2 separate regions of the Homo sapiens genome follow, and region 1 is linked to region 2. The links are chromatin loops, found by intact Hi-C in ENCODE. Cell type or tissue: heart right ventricle. All regions are shown on one strand. Links, peaks and the distances in the headings refer to the core of each region. The heading gives the core; the rest is flanking DNA.

The links. Hi-C counts contacts between places; a loop is a spot of excess contacts. Peaks named below come from ENCODE experiments on the same cell type or tissue, not always from the same donor. Only the 100,000 strongest peaks of a DNase experiment are listed, where the experiment ranks them.
Region 1: it touches region 2 in a loop (4-fold over the local background); 7 of 110 quality-filtered maps call a loop at or near these places.

Annotation. Positions count from the first base shown.
Region 1 is chr3:52,336,248-52,344,247 of GRCh38, reverse strand. All of the region lies in intron 8 of DNAH1 (dynein axonemal heavy chain 1), which reads right to left. Among named protein-coding and RNA genes, the nearest start is that of DNAH1, 24 kb to the right of the region's middle. RefSeq lists an enhancer at 194-695. In heart right ventricle, for the core only: a CTCF peak has its summit at 4,508 (motif pointing right); no DNase peak of the experiment used is centred there.
Region 2 is chr3:52,134,885-52,151,860 of GRCh38, reverse strand. It overlaps POC1A (POC1 centriolar protein A), which reads left to right. Exons shown (of 11, transcript NM_015426.5): 2 at 761-845; 3 at 1,874-2,045; 4 at 2,472-2,651; 5 at 4,766-4,873; 6 at 5,900-6,015; 7 at 13,559-13,692. Among named protein-coding and RNA genes, the nearest start is that of POC1A, 11 kb to the left of the region's middle. RefSeq lists an enhancer at 16,751-16,800. In heart right ventricle, for the core only: a CTCF peak has its summit at 7,381 (motif pointing right); DNase peaks (open chromatin) are centred at 7,410 and 11,677; H3K27ac peaks cover 1,492 bases.

The DNA.
Region 1 (8,000 bases), core at 1-8,000, 200 kb before region 2:
GCCAGTCTCTGGGAGCCAAGGCAGGCCCCAGAGCAGTGGGACGGGGTGCAGGAAGTCCTGGGCCTGGAAGCCTCAGAGAGCTGCCACTCACAGCCTGCACCTCCCCTGCAGCACCCCCGCCTGCTGCCCCATGGTGCAGTGGAAGATGCCTGCCACTGAGCTCCTTTGCTTTCACTGGGCAATCATGGCAGCGCCTGGAAGGTGCTGAGAACTCAGGATGTGCCCATGACTGGGCCTGAGGGTGGGTGACCCCTGCACTTCACTTTGAAACTGGGCTCCGAGATCGGAAATCAGCAGACCTGGGGTGAGCGTGCACACCATCTCCCCCGTCCTCACATAGGCAGACCCCTTGGAGGCCATTTCACTCACTCACTCACTCGCTCACTCACTCCTCAGCACACGTTGCCTATGCCGCTGTGTTCCGGCACCTGGCTTGCTCAGGCCTCATCTGAGCCAGCTGGCATCTCTGTCCTTTGCGGACAGGCCTTTCTGTTCCTTGAGTTGGTCTCTGCCATCGATCTCTCCCTCCCTCCCACCTCTGCCACATCTGAATAGTCCCTTTAGCCCTGGTAATGGCACCACAAGGGAATCTCAGTTTCCTGCAGCCCACACTTGCACCAGAGCTGCGGGATGTTGGAGAACTTCGTAGGCAGGGGACTGGTCTCACCTTCAACACACCCTCAACCTGGCCTAGAAATCTACTCACTCCCTCGGAACCTGGAAAAGACTCTCTCTCACCTTCTCTGCCAACTCACAGACACACCCTCCCTCACTGGGTGAAGTCCCTCGAATTTCATCCGGAACTCAGAAGCCATTGGACAGAAATGACCCCATCTTCACACCCCGGAATCTCCCTGCCTTCTGCCAGGGTAGAAGGCATGCCCTGCTCTCAGGAAAAGCCCAGCAAGCTCAGCCACCTCAGTCTCTTTGCCTTCCCTCCCACGCCCTCCCAGGGGTCCCCACACACTCTGGTATGTCCCACATTAGAAGCCGCCCCTTGACTTCCTTCCCTCCTTTGACTTTATCTCTTTGTGTTTCTTTATGAAAAACTGGTGTGCTCACTTCTTCCCATCCTCATCTCTTCCCTCGCTACCCCTGAGGCCACTCCAGGCTCTGCCTCATCTCACTGGACTCTCAGAGACTTGGCACAGTGGCTCCCTCCTATTCTGCTGCACCGCTGTCCTCACGGAGCTTCTGGGACACCCTTCCCCTGGATCTTCCTCACCTCCCTGACTTCTAAACGTTGGCCTGTGCCAGGGGTCCTGAGACCCCTCGTCTTCCCCAGCTATACCTCCCACCAGGTGAGCTCCTCCAGCCTCGGACTCTGAACACCACCTGTTCTATTCAGCCAGAACCCTCACACCTATCTGCAGTTCTCTCCCTTCATTTATCCACCAGCCCACTCAACACTGACACTGGATGCCTTACAACGTGTCAGAACCAGCATGTCAGAAGGCAAGCTCTTCATTTCTCTCCATCCCCTGTTCCTCGCTTGCCCCCTATCCCCACTAGCCTCCTTGTCTCTGAACAGCATTGCACACACCCTACTGACCAAAGCCCTACGGAGGGGTCCCTGGTCTCTTCCTGCTACTGGATGTGCAACACCATGACTGGGCCTGAGGGTGGGTGACCCCTGCACCTGATCCTGAAACTGGGCTTTGAGATTGGAAATCCCCAGACCTGGGGTGAGCTTGCATTTAGTCCATTAGCAGCTCTCATTGGCTCCACCGCTGAGGAAACCTCAAATATATCTCTTTCTCCCGTGCTGCTCAGCTACTATTCTGGTTCAAGCCACCATCATGATCTCTGGCCCTGATTATGGCATTAGTCTCCTCATTGATCTCCCTGCTTCCACTCTTGCCCCCTTACAACTCATTCTCTACTTGAGTTGGAAAAAATATATTTTAAACATGTAAACGATCAAGCCACTCCTCTGCTCACCACCACCCATGGCCTGCACAGACTGTCGGCCTGTGGCCGCGTCTCTGCCCCTGCATGTGGTCCAGCCTCCCAGACCAACATCTCTCTCTGCATCCCAACCACAGTAACCCTGCCCTGCTCCTCAAGTACCACAAACTTGTCCCTACCTCAGCCTCTGCACTGCTGCTCCTTCTGCCAGAATCCTCTTCTTCCCTTACTTTAGACCTCAACTCAAATGTTATCACCACTGTGAGAAAGGCTTTCCCTGACCGCCTAATATAAAGAAGCCCTTCTGAGACATCTCTATTCCCTTCTCTCGCTTGGTCTTCACAGCACTTATCAGAACCCTAAAAACCCAGATTTTTCATTGTCTGTCTTTCTGGCCAGGCTGAGAGTCCCCAGGGTGCAGGCTCTTTGTTGGAAATGTTCACTCCTCTGTACCCAGTGTCTGGCACAAGATGGGTACTTCCACACATGGCTGCTTGCTGGCCTGACATCCACTCCCTCCCTTCTTCCTCAGTTTTGTTCCAGAATTCCATCCTTCCTCACTTGACTCAGGGGAAGATGACTACAGCCCCAGCTACAGGGGTACATCTCAGCTAGTCCAAGCCAGTCGTGGTGGAGCTTGCCCCAACTGCAGTTGGTTTAGGTGTGGGAACACGTCCCAGTTATGATCAACCACTGATGCAGATATATAAAAGTCAAGCCCTTTGCAGTGAGCTAAGATTGCTCCACTGCACTCTAGCCTGGGGGACAGAGCAAGACCCTGTCTCAAAAAAAAAAAAAAAAAAAAAAAAGTCAAAGTCAAGCCCTCTTGTTCTGGCTCCCTCCAGGACAAATACGGTGGTGCCATGCTTGCTCTAGAGTTTCCCACAGGATCAGGCTGAGACTAGACTTCTAAAACCATATTTTACCAGCTGCTTCTTCTATTATACCCTGCTTCCTTCACTTCCTTATAGATTTCTCCTGAGAGGATTTCATAAATCGCTTGCACAAGAGTCCCCACATCAGGGTCTGCTTCTACGGAACCCAATCTAAGACAACCTTTGTTGTGGTCATGAAACTGCTGCTGCCATCTCGCCTGAAGATGAAGCCAGCATACACTGCAGACAGGGCCCTGATGCACCAACCCTGGGGCGTCCTGCATTGGTTTTCCTGCTACAGGTACAGGAATGCACTTCCCTGCTGTCTAAGACAATCTGAGACCAGCATCTTTGATACTTAAAGCCAAAAACATTATAAATTGAATAAAATTCAAGAAACAGACTTCTGGACAGCCAAGGTAAGGTGGCTATATCGATTCAAATTTCCCAACACATCCTAGGAAGGAAGGAAGGAAGGAAGGAAGGGAGGGAGGAAGGAAGGAAGGAAGAAAAAACTAACACTACCAAAACCCACACCTTTAGCACAACTAGAATCAGCAGAATGCCTAGACTTCAAATTATCTGTAAATTAAAAAAAAAAAATCTATCTCCAGTGAGCTGTCTCTCACACTCTTGCTGCAAGTTTTCACAGAGAACAAGGGCAGTCTAAGAAAAACTGCAGAAAAGGGAAATAGTGGTAACCCTAAGATAGATCTAAAATCCTACCAGAGGCCGGGCACAGTGGCTCATGCCTGTAATCCCAGCACTTTGGGAGGCCGAGGTGGGTGGATCACCTGAGGTCAGGAGTTCAAGACCAGCCTGGCCAACATGGTGAAGCCCCGTCTCTACTAAAAATACAAAAATTAGCTAGGCGTGGTGGTAACCACCTGTAGTCCCAGCTACTCGGGAGGCTGAGGCAGGAGAATCATTTCAACACAGAGGGCAGAGGTTGCAGTAAGCTGAGATCACACCACTGCTCTCCAGACTGAGTGACAGAGCAAGACTTCATCTCAAAAAATAAATATAAATAAATAAATAAATAAATAAATAAATAAAATCCTACCAGAAAGAGAAAGTAACCCAGGCTGGGCGCAGTGGCTAATGCCTATAATCCCAGAACTTTGGGAGGCCAATGTGGGTGGATGAATTGAGCCCAGGAATTCGAGACCAGCCTGGGCAACAAAGTGAGACCCCCATCTCTACAAAAAATAAAAAAATAGCGGGTGTGGTGGCACATGCCTGTAGTCCCAGCTACCAGGGAGGCTGAGGCAGGAGGATTACTTGAGCCCAAGAGTTTGAGGCTGCAGTTAGCTGTGATTATGCCACGGCACTCCAGCCTGGGTGAAAGTGAGACCGTATCTCAAAAAAAGAGAAAGTAACCCTAACTGTAAAAATACTGAAAAAAAGCCCTGGTAAATCAGAGCACTTACTACAAGGAAGGGACTTAAGGGCATGCAATTCAAAGGCAGTGTTCTTTGAAAGGCATATGACTTATGGGACAGGAGGCAGAAGGAAAGGGGTCATTTGTAGACTGGAGGATAAGGGAAAAGAAGCAAAAGTGAAATGTTGAGTTCTGCAAGATAAGAGGACAAAAACCTTGGAGGACCCACATCCCTCTCCCCAGCACGTGTGTACACACACACACACACACACACACACAGACACACACACAGAGCACATTCTAAAAACAAACAAACAAAAAAAACTAATGTGCAATACTGACAGAAGAGGGCGCCCTTGAACTAGAAAGCTTGCAAATCACTCCAAATCCTGAAATGAATAGGTGAACACCGTCTACATTTGCTTCTATAAGAAAAAGAGAGCATCTTTTAGCTTTGTTTGCACATTTGAGAAGACAAGAGCATCTTAACTGATAAAATTCCCATCACCCCTAAAAAAATAAACAAGTACCAAGCAGAAGAAAACTGTAACACAATACTTCAGCTAAATAGCCTTAAACGAGTGTTTGGGCATCTGAAAAACCACCTTGAATCAGAAATTCAAAAATAAAACATATAAATGGACAAATGTCGGTAAGAAAAGAGACTTAATTAAGCTCAAGGAAAAAATGGAAAATAAAAGTATCACGGGGAGGAAGCTGAAATTACAAGGTGACCGAGAGAAAACAGAGTCAAATCAAAGCATAATGAAGTAAATTGAAGAAAGGCAGGATATAACCAAGAGAATAAAAATGAGAGAAAATAAAGGAAGTAAAAGAAAGAAAATAAAATTTTAAAAAATAAAATTAGAAAAAACTAAAAAGGGTCGGAAACTGGTTGAATTAAAAGATACGCAAAGCAGCAGCAATATATAAAAAGATACATAGATACATAGAGATATAGATACATAATGGAATCCTTGATGAAGAAAAACAAAAGAATGGAACAGAACCAAGATTTAAAACTATAATTCAAGGGAATTTTTTTTTTTTTAGACGGAGTCTGGCTCTGTCACCCAGGCTGGAGTGCAGTGGCACAAACTCAGCTAACTGCAAGCTCTGCCTCCTAGGTTCAAGCAATTCTCCTGCCTCAGCCTCCCAAGTAGCTGGGATTACAGGCACCTGCCACCACATCTGGCTTTTTTTTTTTTTTTTGTATTTTTAGTAGAGATGGGGTTTCACCATGTTGACCAGGCTGGTCTCAAACTCCTGACCTCAGGCGATCCACCCACCTCAGCCTCCCAAAGTGCTGGGATTACAGGCGTGAACCACCATGCCCGGCCAACCTCAGACTTCTTAAAAGCATCACACAGGCAAGGCAACCAAAGTGGAGAATTTTTAAAAAACTCATAGAATAAAAGTTGTGAACTAAGAATTTTATATCTGGTCAAGCTGTCCTTCACGTTTTAAACGTGTGAGAACTCAAGGAACTCTATACCCTTGAGCTCTTCATGAGGAATCTACTAGAAAAGGAACTTTATACAACCAAGAGATGACGGGAGACTTCAGAAAAAATATTGATACGTTTAATAGAGTTTATTGTAAGTTGAAGACTAAAAGGTGGAGATGAGTGTGGAGGAATAGTAATAATATTTTAACAGTTAAAATATTAAGTAGAGGCTGGGCACAGTGGCTCATGCCTGTAATCCCAGCACTTCGGGTGGCCGAGGTGGGTGAATCATTTGAGGTCAGGAGTTCGAAAACAGCCTGGCCAACATGATGAAATCCCTTCTTTACTAAAAATACAAAAAATAGCCAGGCATGGTGGTAGGCGCCTGTAATCCCAGCTACTCAGGAGGCTGAGGCAGGAGAATAGCTTGAGCCCGGGAGGCAGAGGTTGCAGTGAGCAGAGATCGCACCATTGCACTCCAGCCTGGGTGACAAAACAAGACTCCATCTCGAAAATAAATAAATAAATTAATTAATTAAGTAGAGCTGAGCATGGTGACTCACTCCTATAATGCCAGCACTTTGGGAGGCTGAGGTGAGCAGATTGCTTGAGCCCAAATGTTTGAGACCAGGCTGGGCAACATAGGGACACCCTGTCTCTAAAAAAATACAAAAATTAACCAAGCGTGGTAGCTCACACCTGTGGTCCCAGCTACTCAGGAGGCTGAAGTATGAGGATAGCTTGAGCCCAGAAGGTCAAGGCTGAAGTGAGCTATGATTGTTGTGCTACTGCACTGTGGCGTGGGTGACAGAGCAAGACCCTGTCTCAAAACAAAACAAAACAAACAACAACAATGAAACAGGACAGATACTAAAGGGTTAAGTAGGAAAGCAGGGGATAATGGAGACTATAAAAGAAACCACTAAAATAACGGTACAGACCTTCCTAAATGCCAAAAGGAATTTTTAAAATAGAAGAACTAAGAAAACATATAATGTAGAGAAAGAAACATAGCATTATATTACAATACACATAATGATTATAATATGAAGCAATATGACTGAGTTGAGGTCAAACCTATTAGCCATACCAATAAATGTGAATGGGCTTATTACAAGAAAAAGGTTTTAAATTTGGCTCACAAATAAAACCCAAACTATATGCTGAAAGTAAGAAACTGATCTAAAATGAATTAGTTTAGAAAGGCTCAAAATAGAGGGATTTCTCAGGCAAACGGAAATAATAAAATGTCAGGTTGCTACGCTGATATCAAACAAAGTAAAATGCAGATCGAAAAGCATTAGAACTCCATCAAAAGGCCTGGAACTGATAAACAACTTCAGTGAAGTTTCGGGAAACAAAATCAATGTACAAAAATCAGGAGCATTTCCATACACCAATAATGTTCAAGCTAAGAGCCAAATCAAGAACACAATCCCATTTACAATTGCCACACACACACACAAAATACCTAGGAATACATTTAACCAAGGAGGTAAATGATCTCTAGAAGAACTACAAAACACTGCTAAAAGAAATCAGAGATGACACAAACAAATGGAAAAACACTCCATGCTGATGGACTGGAAGAATCAATACTGTTAATATGGCCACACTGTCTAAAGCAATCTACAGATTCAACACAATTCCCATCAAACTACCAAGTCATTTTTCACAGAACTAGGAAAAAATTAGCCTAAAATTCATATGAAACCTAAAAAGAGCCCGCATAGCCAAAGCAAACCTAAGCAAAAAGAACAAAGCTGGAGGCATCACCTTATCTTCAAACTGTACTACAAGGCTACAGTAACCAAAACACCATAGTACTGTTACAAAAACAGACACATAGTCCAATGTAACAAAATAGAGAGCCCAGAAATAAAGCCACACACCTACAGCCATCTGATCTTCAACAAAATTGACAAAAATATGCAGTGGGGAAAGGACTCCCTATTCAATAAATGGTGCTGGGATAGCTGGCTAGCCATATGCAGAAGATTGAAACCGGACCCTTACCTTTCACCAGAAACAAAAATTAACTCAGGATGGATTACATATTTAAATTGTTCTTTTTTTTCTTCCTGAGAAAGGGTCTGACTCTGTCACCCAGGTTGGAGTGCAGTGGTACCAGTGCGGCTCACTGCAACCTCCACCTCCTAGGTTCAAGTGATCCTCCTACCTCAGCTTCCCAAGGAGCTGGGACAATAGGCGCGCCCCACCATGCCTGGCTAATTTTTTTATGTTCTTTGGTAGAGATGGGGTTTCACCATGTTGTCCAGGCTGATCTTGAACTCCTGAGCTCAAACCATCCACCTTGCTCGGCCTCCCAAAGTGCTGAGATTACAGGTGTCAGCCATCTTGTCCAGCCAGGATTAAAGATTTAAATGTC
Region 2 (16,976 bases), core at 4,369-12,368:
GGAGCAGCTTGTCAGTTTCTGCAAAAAAGACACCTGGGATTTTGATAGGAATTATGTGGAATCGGTAGATCAATCTGAGGAGTATCGTAGTATTGTATCTTAACAATAGTAAGTCTTCCTGTTCATGAATGTGGAATGTCTTTCCATTTTTTAAGTCTTCTTTCATTTCTCTTAGTGATGTTTTGTCGTCTTTACTGTACAAGTCCTGCACTTCTTTTGTTAAATTATTCCTTTTTTTTTTTTTTTTTTTGAGACGGAGTCTCGCTCTGTCACCCAGGCTGGAGTGCAGTGGCACAATCTCTGCTCACTGCAAGCTCCGCCTCCTGGGTTCACACCATTCTCCTGCGTCAGCCTCCTGAGTAACTGGGATTATAGGCGCCTGCCACCATGCCCGGCTAATTTAAAATATTGCTATTTTTTTTATGTATCATAAATAGTTTTATTTTTTGGATTATTCATTGCTAGTGTACAGAAAGACAATTGATTTTTGTGTCTTGATTTTGTATCTTGCAACTTTGCTGAACTCATTTGTTTTTTGTTTTTGTTGAAGCATTTCCACAGTTGATGTATTAATTCAAATAGTAAAAACTATTCCTAGTAAAAACTAATCCTAAGTGGATTCCTTAGGATTTTCTTTATATAAGATCATGCCTTGAGCATTTTTAACCCTACTCCCCCGGCTGTTGTAGGAAGAGTGCTGGCCCTGGGGAAGCCCCTTCCTCACCCAGGCTTCACACATTTGACCCTGGCTCTCTCTCAGGAGGACCCCTCGCTGGAAAGGCATTTTAAGGGCCACCGAGATGCAGTTACCTGTGTGGACTTCAGTATCAACACAAAGCAGCTGGGTAAGAAGAGGCACCCTGTCTAGGTGCTAGGTTATGAGCTGAACAGGCCAAGTTTTTACCTCGGAGGGGTGGTGGGTGGGAAGCAGAGCACAAGGACTGCACAGCTTTGTCTAGACCTGCTTCTAGTCTTGCTTCTGCTTGCCAGCTCTTTGGGCACTGGGCTTCATGAGCTTCATTTTACATGCAGAGCCTGAGGGTCAGAGAGGTTAGGGGCCTTGCTAAGGCCACAGAGCTTTTGAGGGTGGGACTGGGATCTGGGTCTTTTCTGCACACCCTAGCCACCTTTTGGGTCTGTCTTTTGGTGTGGGCCCTAAACAGTGACTCCTTTTCCTTGAAGCTTTACTGATTCTGTTGCCCACAGTAATAAGGCACACCTTGTTGAAGAGCCTTGTCAGTGAGAAGGCTGTTGAGCAGAGATGGGCACCCCCCTCGACCCCACTGCTCTTATGCTGCAGCTGACTGTCCCCCTTCCTTGGTTGCATGAGGTTTCGTACACAGCTTTTATGACTGCGCTTTCTGGTTCCTGCAGAGGAGGCTTGCCCCTTCATCCTGTCATCAAGACCCTCTGATGTGTAAAGGTTAAGAGGGAACTGAAGTGATTTTTGATCAGTTTTGGGGACCTCCTTTAGGCTTCATACTGAGTTGGGCCCTCTCAATGGGAGGGGCTGGCTTCCCAGCTGGGGAGGACTTGCTCTCTGGTGCCCTCAGGATGTGTCTGGGGGGAGACCCTGGGCCCCATGGGAATGAGTTTTCCCAGAGCTCTGGATTGCAGTCCAAGGCTAGCATGGGAAGGGCCTCGGTCTTATTCCCATGTGGGTGTGCTCCTTGGAGAACTCTGGGCCACAGGCTCTCCACCTCCAGACCATACCTCGAGATGTGCTCTGCTCCATGGGAGACTTCTCACGGTCTGTTTGTGGATGCCAGGGAAGATGGAGCTGGGCCAGTTGCTCCCCCTGCCTCTCCAATGTCTTGGTGGAGGCTTGAAGCCTGTTAGAGCTGTAGGTCATAGCATCACCCACTGTCCTCAGCCAGTGGCTCCATGGACTCATGCCTCATGGTCTGGCACATGAAGCCGCAGTCACGCGCCTACCGCTTCACTGGCCACAAGGATGCCGTCACCTGTGTGAACTTCTCTCCTTCGGGACACCTGCTTGCTTCCGGCTCCCGAGACAAGACTGTCCGCATCTGGGTACCCAATGTGTGAGTCGTACACTTTGAGGAGGCTTGTTGGAGTCTGGGGCCCTGGTGCCAGAGCCATCCCCACCCAGGTCCCCTAGCTTGGCTCTGGACTGGTCACAGTGGGACTTCTACTCTGCTTTGGAAGAGGTGCCATCAGAGGCTGGGGCTGCAGTTGGAGCCCTCCCCTCAGGGTTGGAAGAGGAGTTCTGGGCTTACCCAATCTATCCCTAAAGAAATGCCACCTGATGCTGTGTTCATGTGGGTGGGGCCTAGAGATGGTGCTCTGTTCATATAGGAGAGGCTCTGGCTTTCCCTTGTGGAGACTGGGGTACTCGGGCTTGACTGACTTTGGGAGGGGTGCTTGAGGAGTAGGAGAGCTTTGATGTGCTTGTGGGCTCTCATGTCACTGTTATGGGTTTCCTTACTCTTGGATGCCTGTCCTTGTAGCAAAGGTGAGTCCACTGTGTTTCGTGCACACACAGCCACAGTGAGGAGTGTCCACTTCTGCAGTGATGGCCAGTCCTTCGTGACAGCCTCTGACGACAAGACAGTCAAAGTGTGGGCAACTCATCGCCAGAAATTCCTGTTCTCCCTGAGCCAGCATATCAACTGGGTCCGCTGTGCCAAGTGAGCATTGTTCTGTCTGGAGACCCTTGGAGGAACCCTGGGGGTTGGGGGCTGGCCCAGGGGCTGCTAGGTACCAACTTATGACCTCGGGCAAGTTACTTAGGCATTGTTTAAGCTTCCTCAGCCTCGGTTTCCTTATCTGTAAAATGGAACAATAATAGCTCCTGCATTGTAAGTTGTCGAGAAGCTTCATGGAGCTGATGCATGACATGTAAGTTAGTCCATAGTCAGCCATGATGACCCTCTGACATCTGTGTTGGCAAAGCACAAACTGGGTCAACAGGGGCCATTTATTATCAAAAACAATTAGGTACTTTCAGTACTACCATTACACATTTTCTTTTTGTTCCTTAAGACAGTTCTGCAAGCTAGGTGCATTTCCATTTTGCAGATGAGGAAATGGGGGCTCAGAACAGTAGTATCTTGTCCCAGAGCACACGGTGGGTCTGTGGCAGAGCTGGAGTTTGAACCCAACTCTCTCTGACAGTAAGGCTTGCCTACTTTCCTCTGGGATGTTCTCAGGGGATGATTTTGCTCCAGAGCTCCCAGATGGGGGCGCAGGCTTCGGAGATGGGGGGCTTAGCCTGGAGGCTAGCCTTCCTGCTGGCCAGGGAGCCAGTGCTGTGCAGACAGCGGGCCAGGTAACCCAAAGGACCTTTCAAGGTCCAAGAATTGCAGACAGATAGTCCTACTTCTAGCTTATTTCATTCCTTTCAACAGAGCTTCCCCATGGGTCAAATATCTTTGCTTCAGAGGAAGGGGTTGGGGTGCCAGGTGACATTAGGAAACCACATGAGTCAGAAGTTGGGGACTATTGAGCTGTGTTCTTCTGGGGACCCCATACAAGTTACTGTTCTCCAGGGCACCCCCATTCCTTTGTCCTGGGAGACCCCTGATGGCTCTTAGAGGCTTTATGACTAGGGTCCTGAGATCAGGAGGGGCCAGGCCAGCAAACTGGGGTGTCAAGTCCATACTGGGCCTTTGGTGGCAGTCCCCAGGACCTCATGCCTTTTGTTGGCAGATTGTGTCTTGCTGACCCGCACTTGAGTCAAATGTAGACTCGGAGGACCTGGTCCCAGAGTAATGACACTGATGGTGAGCTTTTGGCCACCTTTATGCAAATGTTGCCGGCAGGCAGTCGGCTGCATGTTGCCATGTGCTGTGCGTCAGGGGCAGTGCTGGGGCTTTATGTGCATGAGGCTGCTCTGTGCTCACTCGTGAGGCAGGCACCTTTTTTTTTTTCTTTTCTTTTTGTTTATTTATGTTTGGTTTTCCTCTAAGTCAGGAAGAATTTCTCTTTTTCCCTTTTGGTCAGAGTTTGCTGTTGGGATGGGAGAGGGGCTATTTGCTCATGAAGCTACGTAAGAAAACGAAAACAAGAGCAACAGGAAAGATCAATAAGTTTCACAGATTCAGGAAGAAAAAAATAAAGGAAACATTTTTATAACATTTAAAATTAAGTCATAGGCCGAGCTTGAAGGTGCATGTCTGTAATCCTAGCACTTTGGGTGGATGAGGTGGGAGGATCCTTTGACTCCAGGAGTTAGAGGACCAGCCTGGGCAACATAGTGAGACTCCCATCTCTACAATAAAATAAAATAAAATAAAATTAGCTGGGTGTGGTGGTGCACGCCTGTAGTCCCAGCTGCTCAGGAGGCTTAGGTGGGAGGATCTCTTGAGCCCAGGAGGTAGAGGCTGCAGTGAGCTGAGATCACACCACTGCACTCCAGCCTGGGTGACAGAGCAATACCCTGTCTAAAAAACAAAACAAAAACAAAAACAAAATTTAGTCACAGTTTCCTGAAAAACTCTTCAGAAGGAAAAAAGAAAAATGATGTGCTAAAAGTTAACTATTTTCAGAAACAAAGTATAATTTAAGATATGACCAAATAAACAGAAGTAACATTGCCTCCTAGGATGCAATGCATTTGTTCCTGAAAAGACAAATTAGGGTATTCAAATTAAAAAAAAAAAAATCACAGCAGGGCATGTGACCCCGGGTGGTTCCTGCAGGCAGATAGTAGGCACTCGGGGAAGAGTGGCTGTGGAAGAAGGTGTGTGGTGCCCATGTCGTCTGTTAGTCTGTGATGTGACTTGTGCCCCACCCGGTTCAGGTTCTCCCCCGACGGGCGGCTCATCGTGTCTGCCAGTGATGACAAGACTGTTAAGCTGTGGGACAAGAGCAGCCGGGAATGTGTCCACTCGTATTGTGAGCATGGCGGGTGAGTCCCCAGATGCTGTCCTCCACCTGTAGGCGCTCAAGCACAGAGCACAGACCTGGGCATGAGGAGGCCCAGTGGCCTTCAGTGGCTGGAGCCGTGGGACCAGCAGCCTTATCACTGCTGCCCCTTGTCTGGTGCTTTTTGCGAGGTCTGGCAACCTAGCATTGTATCTTTTGCTGTGTGGATGGAAGCTTTGGCCCCATCCCACAAATAGCAGGAGTGCTTAACCTCAAGCCATGCAATTCTTTGGAGCTGTGTAATTATTTGTGCTCCTCTTTTTCTCCTTCACTTTCTGGTTGTCAGGATTACAACATGTCTGTCTGGCAGCAGTTGACACTCAGTCGCCCAAACTACATTTTAAAGCCTCTTGGTATGTTATCCATGATGATGGCTTTACAAAATTCTTGTTGGGTTCTTGTAGCAGATGGTGGCTGTTCATATTGTGCCACATCATCAGGAGAGAGAGGTGCCTACATTTGAGTAGAGACCCCAGCTTCTGCCCTTCTTTGTTGGGCTGGGAGCCACAAGGGCTTCTCCTTGAGAGGTGGACATGGTACCAGCCTGGGTATCACATATGGGTGTGGTGAGGGTCCTTGGCCTGTCTCCTAGAAAGGGGTGGGCCAATGGCCCTGTAGTCCTGCTGGACCTTCCCACCTGTGCCTCAGCTGGCAGGATCTGCCCTGCAGCCACCCCTGGGAAGGGTACCAGCTCCAACTTTGAAAATCCCAGGGGAGCCTGGCTAACTTTTGGGTTTGAAGATAGCTCTCTCAACTTGTATTGAAAATTGGCGGTGGGATGTGCTCCCTGGTCAGTCCACCTTAGTTTGTTGCTGGCCACTGTTCTCACCTTTTACTTCTTCTTGCTCTCCCTTGGCCACCTGGTAAACAAGTGTGACAGAAAGGAGGTGTCTGGGTCAAGGGAACAGCGTGGGCAGGACACAGGGATGGGGAAAGCACCAAATGTTTCTGGGTCCGTCCTGAACCAGGGCAGACCTCCTATAGTGCATAGTGGCCCCTGTCTTTCCAGCTTTGTCACCTATGTGGACTTCCACCCCAGTGGGACGTGCATTGCCGCTGCCGGCATGGACAACACAGTGAAGGTGTGGGACGTGCGGACTCACCGGCTGCTGCAGCATTATCAGTGTGAGTGGTGAACAGCCTCCTGGGCCCAAGGGCAGCCCTGGTGGGACTGTGATGGTGTTGGATGTTGTCCTGTGCTGTAGTGCTTAAATGGGTCTGAGATGGCCTTGGGCAGGAAGGTGTCCTGGGTTTGTTGGGATTCCAGGGGTGGGAGTCTGTGGCATGGCTGGCCTGGCTTGGAACCTTGGCCAGGAGATGGAGCCTGGTGCTACCTGGCTTCCACTGAGCCAGTCAATGCTCACCTCCGAAGTGGCAGAATCTCACACATACTGCAGGGCCAGATGGGGAGTCCTCACTGGGGCTCTGGTCAGGGCTTCCCTTGAGGACCACTTCTCAGGGGCATGCCACTTGCCTTTCCTGGTGATGGAGGCTCTGCCCTCCAGGGCCAAGGTGACAGCCCTTGACCTGTGGTAAAGGGAACAGGGCTGTCAGTAGAGGCCAGCATTGGTGGGACCGTGGCCACCTCTGGTCTTACAGTGTCCTCCGCAGATGTAGAGTCATAGGGAGGGTTGACTTAGCTAGGGGCCAGGCCCAGGATGGTAGCCCTTGGAAGGCAGGGTGGCGGGCAGTGGGCATGGGCTCATGTCAGGCTCCAGGTGGGAGTTGGAGGGCGAGGGCAGACTTAGACATGCCCAGGATGAGTTCGCTGAGAGTACTGGGTAGGGAACTGGCCTGAGAGCAAGTATGAGTGGGCAGGGCCATGAGGCGCCCCAGTTCCAGGGATGGGCTCAGGGAAGGGAGCTGGTGAGGGGTCATTGGAGAAACTGGGAATTGTGTAGCTGGCAAAACAGAGATGAGCAAGACTGGACCAGGGCCGAGACCAGGAAGGAGGCAGAGCTGGAGTTGTTTGAAGAACCGTGGTTGTTAACCTGGGACTAAGCTTAAAGTTCTTGGGCTCGCTTCCTTAAGCCACACCTGAAATGGGAAGGACATGGCTGGACACAGGTGTGGGGTTCCGACCCCACCCACCCCTGACACACACACACCCTTCCTAGCTGACTCCTGGTGTTCAAGTACAGCACTTTCTTTGGGGTAACAGAGGTGAGCACACCTTCCCAGAATGGGGAGAAGATCCTAATCTTGAACAGCACATGGTGGAGAGTGGGCTCTGCAGCTGGCTTTTAAAGCATTCCTGGCTGTGTGATATTGGGCAGGTCATTTGACTCTGTGGGGCCTCTGGGACAATGATGGGGCCTGTCTCACAGGAGGTGTTGGGAGGTTTAATGAGTTGTTTCATATCAAGAATTGAGAGGGTGGCTGGCACAAAATGGGGGGAAGGAGGTACAATGTTAGTGATGATGACAATGACACTGTCTTGGTCCTGTCTGGGCTGGTGAGGCCAACCTGGTTGGTTAAGGCCTGTAGTACCCTACAGCACCACCAGGTGGCAGGGGCCAGCCACAAGAACCTGTTCCCCCACCCCACCCCCCTCCATAGGAAGCCCTGAGGTTTGTTACCAATGCTCTTTCAGACAGAGGCTTCTGGAACAGAAGAGCAGTGGGGCTTGCCTCCACTTGGAGCCCATATCTTTCCTATCCTTCCTTCAGCCTTCTGCTCTGGGCCAGGCCTGAGTGAAGGGCTGGGGCTTGGGGATGGGGCACATCTGCCCAGCTGCCTGGGGAACGTGGGCAGGTGCAGAGGAGGGAGGACTTGGACAGGGAGAGATGGGAGTGGAAGGCGACGAGGCAGGACAGTGGTCAGGAGCACATGCTGTGGTTCCTTTCTGTAAAGGGGGTGGCAATAGGCCTTCCTCATGGCTTTGTGAGGCTCTGATGGGAAAAGCCACAAAAGGGTTATAACACAGGGCTAGGTATGTGGTTTGTGCTACATAAGTCCTGACACTGGGCAGAGAGGATGTCTAGGTGACCCTGGGAGGGTCCAGACCCATCTCTGATGGATCAGGAGCCTGGGCCTGGTGTTCATGGGTATAACAGCAGGTACCCCTTGGGAAGGGCCTTGGATGCCATCTCTGGCTCGGGGTCCCAAAGATGTGGCCTGATTGGCAGTGCTAGGACTAGCCTCGTCATTTAAGGTATGAAGGGAAGAAGGACATCTGAGAGGATAGCGGTGTCCAGAGCCTGCTGGGGTTGGGGGCTGGTGTGCCCCATGTGTCCCAGTGATGGGTAGGTGTCCAGCTGTGCCTGGTATCAAAGTAGGGGCTGGCATCAGAGTGGGGGATGGGTTGCAGAGGTTGAGTAGAAGCAGAGAAGCTGACCCTGTTGGGGTGGAGGGGCCAGCTGGACCCAGGGATCTGGGATGTGAGAATGGCTGAGGTCACATTCTGAGCCCCTATAATTGAGGGGCCACAGAAGATAAAGGTCCACAAAGCAGCCAGAGTGAGAGGTATGAACCCCGTCTCCAAGCATGGGAGAGCTGAGGAGGGCAGAGGCTGGGGAGTGAAGGAGAGTGGGGTCTTGTGAAGAGGGTTGTCAGGAGGTGGAGCAATGCAGAGCAGCCGAGGAGAGCGGTGGGTACTGGGGAGAGGGAGCTGGGGACCTGGAGGGAGCAGGCTTGGCAGAGGGCAGGGGCGGATCTCCATGATGGCAGGGTTGGGGAGGTGTGGATGGACTCAGATGAGCTCCAGGGGCTGAGTCCTGAGTGGAGCTGAGTGTGTGGGCTGACAGGCCCTGCTGGGAGATTGCAGTCTGCTTGTGCTTCTGGCCTTGCCTCTTATGACAGCCTCTCAGTGGGCCTGCAGTGTCTCATCCCTAAGCCACCCCTAGTGTAGATTGGAGGCTTAGCAGGATTTGGAGTACCCCATAAACACAGCCGGTTCCCCCTGAGCTCCCTGCTCAATGCCGTGGCCAGTGGTGGGTGTTCACAGGATAGCGGAGTCATCCCATAGCCTCTAGGCTGACCCTTAGGGGTGCAGTGAGCCAGGTTGATCTGAGCTCCCTGGGTAGGGGGAACATACCTCTCATCCTCTGCTGACGGGAGGACATGGCCAGGTCTGCTCTGGTCTTGGGGCTCCCCAGAAAACCTTTAGCTGAAACTAGGGGGAAACCCTCTACCCAAGTGGCTCCCCCACCCCCATAGGTGCAGTGGAATCTCTTTGGAGGCTCATTCCCCAGGAAGGGCTCCCAGTACTCTGGCAACAGATGCCTGATCCGCTTTCTGTCCCTGATCCCTAGGAAACCCAAGGGAAACCTACGGACACAGTGACGTGCAGTGTCTCCCCTAGTGACTCTGGATGGGCATCAGGCACTTCCAGAATGGCCTTCGGGTGTTGGACGCTGATGGGCTCTTGTGAGAGGATTTGGTTAATGATACTGCAGTGTGTGGCTAGCAAGCCCCAGCCTGCCTGCATCCAGCCGTCCATAGTTGTGCTCTATGAGGGCACTTCCTGTTCCTGCTAGGGTTGTTGGAGTTGAAGCCCACTTGGGGCTTTGGGCTATGGAGGCAGCTGGAGCCATTTGTCTTGCGCTGGCTGACTCTCCTAGGTAAGGAGTTTCTTGGCTCTGGCCTATCACTGCAGAGAGCAGTTCTGATTTCTCAATTCAGCAAGGATTTGGGCTGGTGGAGCCCTGGGAGTGCCAATCCCTGTGGTGGTGGGTTAGCTCCATATGCTCTGAGCCCACGTTAAGACTGTTCAGGCATCTGAGCAGCAGCCCCCATCCCAGAACCTGTAATGTGCTTCGTGCCTTACAGCACGTGCAGGTCCATTATCCAGTGACAGGCCTGGGTGGCCAGCAAAGTAGGTCTACCCTCCATTTCACAGATGCGGAGCATGCAGCCCACAGTCACACAGCTAGAAAGCTATGGGTCTGAGTCTCCACCTCAGGGCCTTTGAGTCTGGCATTCTGTTGACAGGCTCACGCTCGGTTCCTTGCACTTCGGTGACTCTAGTCATTTACTCTTCAGGCTCCCTGGGAGAGGTGGTCTCTTTGGCTGGCTGTCAGCAGGGCTTAGAACTCATAGAGTCCCAAGCTCTCTGTCCGATGGTCTTTAGTGCAGCCCTGCACCCCCGCCTGGCCTGATACATTGTCATGGAGGGTTTTGTCTTTTTTTTTTTCTCTTTCAGAGATGGGGTTGGGGTCTCACTGTATTTCCCAGGCTGGTCTTGAACTCCTGAGCTCAAGCAGTCCTCCCACCTCGGCCTCCCAAAGTGCTGGGATTACAGGCGTGAGTCACCATGCCCGGCCGGAGGGTTTTAAGTAGTTGCAGCTATCAGGGCAGGCCTGTACCCTGTACTGGGTGTTTTGAGACTAAAAGGGTTGATTGGGGTACAGTGGTGCTGTCCCACCTGATCTAGCCAACCTACTCTCCCACTGTCCTGAAGTGAGCATTTACACGGCATTTACACAGAGGAGTGTTTTGGGTGTCCTTTGCTGCTGGTATCAGAGCACTTTTGTGGTATGAATCCAAAGCCTCTTGTCAACCCAGAGCCACCGTGTCACTAGTAACATCAGTTGCGCATCGCAAGAGACCACCCTGGGGAAAATGAGCGGTCCTTTTGTGGAAGGATGTTGGGATGGGGCTTGGCCCTGGCATGGTCTCCTCTAGAGAGGAACCTCCTGCTTGGGCACCCAGGCTTTCTCTGGGCCCTTGGCTGGTTTGCAGCCCGTTAGGTAGTGGGCCTAGGTTTGCCCAAGCCTCTACAGGCAGAGCAGCATGGAGTGGGTGTACTCAGGTCTCTGCTTAGACCACCTACTGCCCACAAGCCATGACTAGTTCTTGGTATTTGGGAGCAGGGGCTGTGGTGGCCTCATCCCTGGGTCCCTGAGGATCTGTAGAAGTTTGATGTTGGTGTATCTTTGACCTGGAGTCAGAGTTCTCTCTTTGGAGTGGAGATGGGATAAGAGCCACAAGCTCACAGCTGCCACCCAGGTGGCAGTATGTGTCATCACTGATATCTGCCATGGAGCCAAGAAGAGGCCTGCGGCTTTGGACTTGAAAAAAAGTGGATCATGCTCAGACATTTGGCGCTCAAGGCATCATGATAGAAGGCTCATGCCCTCATGGGACAGCCTAGCCTTCGTGGTAGACTCTCATGCAGGGGTGGTTCTTACGATGAGGCCTCCATAGACTACCCGCTCCCCACCACCTCCACAGAGGCAAGAGGAGTGAGAGTGGAGGCTGGTGCGGCCAGTAGGTGAGGCAGGAGAGCAAGTGGGGAAAGGTGGGGTGGGTCCTGGTGTCTGGGGTATCCCCCAAAGCCTGGTATGCCAGGCCAGCCCCTCTTCTGGAGTAAATGGTTCTAGGTGTTTCTATCCAGGCTTGGGTATTCCTGGCATTTATGTGGAGTGGAGATTCTGTTGCCCTTCTTCTGGGAGAGATTCTTTCCCTTGGATGGGCTTGACCAGGTGGGGGCCCCTGGTGTGGCATCCATACACTGACCCTGCCACCTTGATGGTGCTGGGAAGCCCAGAGCTCCCTGAGCATGCCCTCCCTTCTGCACCCTCCTGCCACCGGCTGTTCCTCTGGCAGCTTCTGCTCATGGAGGGGTGGAGGTGGCCTTCATCCCAGTGCAGACTTTCTGGTGGGGGGGTCTCTGAATTCTGCCTCCAAGAGCTGGCTTCAGAGACCCCACTGGTCCCTCTCCAGCCTGCCTCCTGGAGATCCTGGCGCTTGGAGGGTGTTGTTGAGATATAAATATCATGTTACGTAAAGCCTTGGCTGTTTCCCCCTAAGTGTGCCTGGGAACACGTATCCAGACTCCCCGGCACATCGGCACATCAGCTGGGCTGGCATCTGAGGGACTGCGTGCACCCTGTGGGCCTTGTTGAGGGCCGTTTCGTGTTGGGTGTGTTTACCAACCCAGTAGTGGTTCTTACAGCCTTTCAGTGCTAAGATGACGGTTGGTTTTGAATCTGCCTTTATGTTGGTGGCAATTCTGACTTGGCAGGGTCATGGTTATTTTAGCCCCACTGGTTTTCCTCATTGGGCCTCTGGTAATGGGAAGAAAGACACTGGGGTTTTCCTCAGAAGGCACCCTAGGAGGCTGTGATACAGCTGATCCATGCATTGGCTGTGGAGTTGCTCTGTCCCCACGTAGACTGCCCAGGTGTGCCCCCAGCTTCACCTAGAACATGCTCTTGACCTTGAGGGAGAGTTGTGTAACCTGCTGGGGCTTCTGGATACCCAGCTTAAGCACCTGCTCACCAACCACTTTCTGAGTCCTGCTCGGTGCCAGGGACTTACCACCCCTGCCTGATGGAGTTCATGGTCTCATGGGAGATCCAGATGTGAGTCAGATAGTTGCATGTGAATGTGAAGAGTGAACCGATGGGAGGCTTGTGCTGCTTTGGAAGGACAAATGAAGGGGGTGGCCCTAATTGGGAGGCCAGGGGAGGCTTCCTGGAGAAGGCAGCTTCCAGTAATGAGCTTTAAGGTCAGGGAAAGGGAAGGGCAAGAGTCTCCCAGGCCCATTGGAAACAAGGGGTAAAAAAGTTCTACGGCTGGGGGAATCGACAGAGCTGGGGTGGCCGGCTCTTGGAGAGTGAGGGACACCAGAAAAGATGGTGGGGTTAGCCTGAGATGGTAGGGAAAAGAGAGTCATGGACAGGGCCAAGCTGTTGAGTGGGTGAAGTGGCAGGACCTTGAGTTGCATGGAACACAGGGGGCAAAGGAGAGGAACATCCATGTTGGCATTGGATGGCTCACTCTGCAAAGACCTCATGTGCTTAACTTAGTAGCATCCGCACAGTACCTCTTACACATAGGTGCTATGGTACAGATGGAGAAACTGAGGCTCAATGTGGTTAAGATGCTTGCTCAGGATGGATGTGGTGGCTCACGGCTGTAATCTCAGCACCTTGAGAGGCCGAGGCAGGTGGATCATCTGAGGTCAGGAGTTTGAGACCAGCCTGGTTAACATGGTGAAACCCCATCTCTACTAAAAATACAAAAATCAGCTGGACGTAGTGGCACACCTGTAGTCTCAGCTACTCAGGAGGCTGAGGCAGGAGAATCTCTTGAACCCAGGAGACGGAGGCTGCAGTGAGCTGAGGTCGCACCACTGCACTCCAGTCTGGGCGACAGAGTGAGACTCTGTCTCTCAAAAAACGTCATGGGGTGAGCCCAGGCAGGAGGCTTGGGGTCCGAATGCAGGCCTGACTGCTTCCTAAGAGTGTCTTAGCTTTCTGCTCGTCTGCCCCCACACACGTCCTTCCTGTGTGGCAGTGGCATTGTATTGACATTTGAAGGGTTTTGTTTTCCATTGGTTTCTTTAAAGAAAGAGTATATCGGGCAGACCAAAGGCTATGTTTGTATGTTTGAGTACTCTATTCTGCTCCAGCTTGACCGCTTGGTGCTGTGGGAGAGGATGGAGGAATCGTCTGCTGCCTCTGGTTTTTGCATCTGTTTCTGTCCGCCTGTCTTCCACTGCCTGCCCTTGGCTCTGAACAGGCCTTTTCCTGTTCTTCGATTGTGCCCCTCTCCTGGGAAATCCTTGTTGGGTTCCCCACAGCTCTTCTGAGCAATGACCATCCTGACCCAGCCCCATCAGGCCTGTGCTGAGCCTCGATTGGCCCTGATTGCCCGTCTTGGGCTTCAGCTGTGCTCCCTGTGCCTCCTAGCCAGCACCTGACTGATGTCCTTCCCCCAGTGCACAGTGCAGCAGTGAACGGGCTCTCTTTCCACCCGTCGGGAAACTACCTGATCACAGCCTCCAGTGACTCAACCCTGAAGATCCTGGACCTGATGGAGGGCCGGCTGCTCTACACACTCCACGGGCATCAGGTGAGAGGTGTCGGCCAGGTGCTGAGTGGTGTGGAGTGGTGGTACCTTCACTGTCTGGGCAGTGGGCAAGATGCAGAAACAGGCTTGTCACCCACACAGCCTGCAGGGAGATGGATGGAGGCATTTCCATGTGACCTGGGCAGATTGCTGGGCCTGGGACTGGTGCAGCTGAGAAGGGTATATAAGAGTTGAATTGGGCAAGGGTTGGGGGCTGCATCTGGGCATGGTTAGCAAGCCGCCCCTTAGGGGCCTGAATGGAATCTGTCCCCTAATGGCCTCAGCCATCCCTTGGTCCAGAGGTTGAGTTGAGCCTTGGAACCCATGCTCTGAGTTGACATCAGGGTTTCCTGGAGGCCCTCGGACTGGCAGACATCAGTGTGTCTAGAGACTGAGGCAACCTCAGGTGTCTTGCAGAGGCTGGGACAAAGAAGGGAAGTCTTCTTCATGTTTGTCGTTTGAGAATTCCTGGAATGGAATCAAGGAAGCAAAGGCCTCCTTTCTGAATGAGCTTCAAAGCAGCCGGTTCCCTGGTCTCCCTGGGTGGGCTGGGTCCCTGGGGGCCGGCTGTGGGAAGTAGGCCACATGCAGTTCTCCCCAGGAACTGGCCTGGGTCCGGGCCTTTCACATCTAGTACTTCCACTAGGAAGTAGTGTCCGAGCCCTCCTGATCAGAGCGGTCGTCAGAATGTCTCCTGTTGGGGCGTAGTCACCATGCCCACTTGAGATGGGAGGTCTGGAGTCCATTGAATTCAAGTCTGTCTCTAATCTGCCTGCCATGCTGAGGGAGGCCCTGGGGGTGCTTATGTGTCTTGGACTATCAGCTAAGTCTGAGGTGTCTAGCCTGGTGTTTTCTGAGCTGTTGTTTGGGTTTCCACTGCCATCTGAGTTAGGGTACCTGGGGGCCATTTGGCTATGACTAGGGGATGGGGACATAGGCCTTTTCTTCTACTTCCTCAAGGTCTGGAGGCTGCTTGCTGCCCCCAGCCTTGTTGTGACCCCTTGCCTTCCCTGTCAGAGACATATCCAGTGTGCAGGACTAGTGGGCCTGTTCTCCCTGGGCCAGCACATCCAGAGGGGGTGGCTGCTGGCCCTGGTGTAAGCCTGTTCACAAGCCAAGCCCCTGGACAAGCAAGTTATACAGATTCATGTGTAACCGTTTGGGATCTTATGCCCAGGAGGGCATTTGAAAATCATGTGAATGCTGCTACCGCTCCTGCTCCCCTAAAAAAAACAAAACAAAACTCAGAAACAGTTTGAAACAGATGCCTATCAAGTGATCACCTCTTTTTGTGAGTGTTCTTTAAACAGCTAACTCACGCTTAGCCTGAAAACACTTGAATGTGGGATCTAAAATGTCATTCCCGGTGTTCTGGCATCGCATCTGGCACATAAACGAAAGCTATTGACATTGTTCTCTCCGGGAAGTGAAGCAAGGACCATGGCGCATTGCCTTGTGTGGTCACTTGTCTGCTATTAAATCTAGAGATATGGGAACCAGGCCAAGGGACAGCTGATGGTTTGGGGTGTGGATAGGGCTGGGTCATTTCTTCTTCAGGGCACCAGGCTCACAATGCCCAGAGGAAAGGAGAAGAAGAGAAACGAACCAACGACCTCTGTTCATTTTGCCATCTGTCTGTTTGTTCATTCATCATCGGCTCTCTAGCTCACGGGGCTGGGCACCAGGGATAGGAAATGGATGTTATAGCTCTACTTCCTGGGCTTCCTGGCCTGGGAAGAGGGGGACTCCACAGGGAGGCTGACAGAGCTGAAGGCAGCATGAGACGAGTTAGGCTGGCTGAGAGGTAGACTGAGTCTTAGAGAGTACTTGGAGGGCAGGTGAAGGTGGGTAGGCCCTGCCCATCTCCCAGGGTACAGCTCAGATGAAGGTGGGAGTCAGCGTGTGAGGCTCAAATTATTTTCTTCTCCCAGCCCCCTAAACTCCCTATCAAATACAGGAACTTAGGATTGATTTACCACAAGTTTTAAGGGTTCTTTGTCCTGGGATACCGACGACACCCAGCCCCTCTGTGGGGTACTCCAGGTATCCAGGTGTAGGAACCCCTGGGCCTGGCTTGCTCAGGGTTCTGCAAACTGATTCAGGAAGACAAATTGCCCAGGGTCACCCTCTTTCCCCACCTCTGCACTTACTTTAATCCTTGCTCCTTTCTAGAGGCTGATTCTCTCCCATCCCTCCTCTTTAAGACCCATGGTGAGACCAACCATGCACTCCAACTGGTGGTGGCAAGTCAATACCGGGTTCTACAGCTGGCCTGGGTTGAAAGGTCCCGATGTGGACAAACCTGGCCTGATTCCTGCGCCCCTCCCACCTGCACTGTGGGGTTGCTGCCTTGAGAGGGCTTTCTTTTGGGGTCCTTACTAATGATGTGCAGCAGCATGATTGAAGAGCCAGGCTGAGGGCTGAGGTAGGGGTGTGAGTGTGTGAGTACGTATGGGGCAGGGATGCCCAGGAGAAGGCCTTACTTACTTCCAGCAAAGACCAGCTCACCTCCATACCACAGCCTGGCACCCCTGGGACCCAGGTCTGCCAGCGTTTGCTGTGGCTCCTTGTCATGCTTAGCTCTGCCCCTGGATTTGGAGTGATTCAGAATCAGCTAATGGGCCAGGTGTGGTAGCTCACTCCTGTCATCCCAGCACTTTCGGGGGAGGCTGAAGTGGGAAGATTGCTTGAGCCTGGGAAGCTGGGGCTGCAGTGATCTGTGATTGTGCCACTGTACTCCAGCCTGGGTGACAAAGCAAGACACTGTCTCAAAACAGAAAACCCCCCAAAAAACAGATTCAGCTAATGTTGGCTTCCCAAGGGAGCATAGTGCAATCGAGGAGCCTTAATTTGGGCATTTGGTTAAGATACGGGGTCCACTGGCTGGACAGAATACCTAGTGCTTATGGAGATCTGTGGCTAGGATCAGAGGTGGCTTTGCTCCAGCTGGGGGTAGAAATCCGTAGGGGCTGGGCCTGTGTTGTCACCCAACTGGTTCCGAGGATGTTCATTACTGATGAGGGCCTGGCTGGAGGCCACATCACAGGGGCCTGCTGACAAAGGGGCTGGGTTCTGCCTGGGCACTCTGCAGCAGGTATAGAGTCCTCATGGGCTCCCACTCACTCAGACCTTCGAGGAAGATGTGCAGCTGGTTCTTTGGTGACTTCATCTTTCACATTCTGTTCTGGGAGGTGGCGATGTGGTGGGGTCCTGGTGGCCAAGGGCCTGATGGAGCGCAGCTGCTATCAGCCACTTCCTGAATTGTGTGGCTGAGCAGCCTGGGGCTC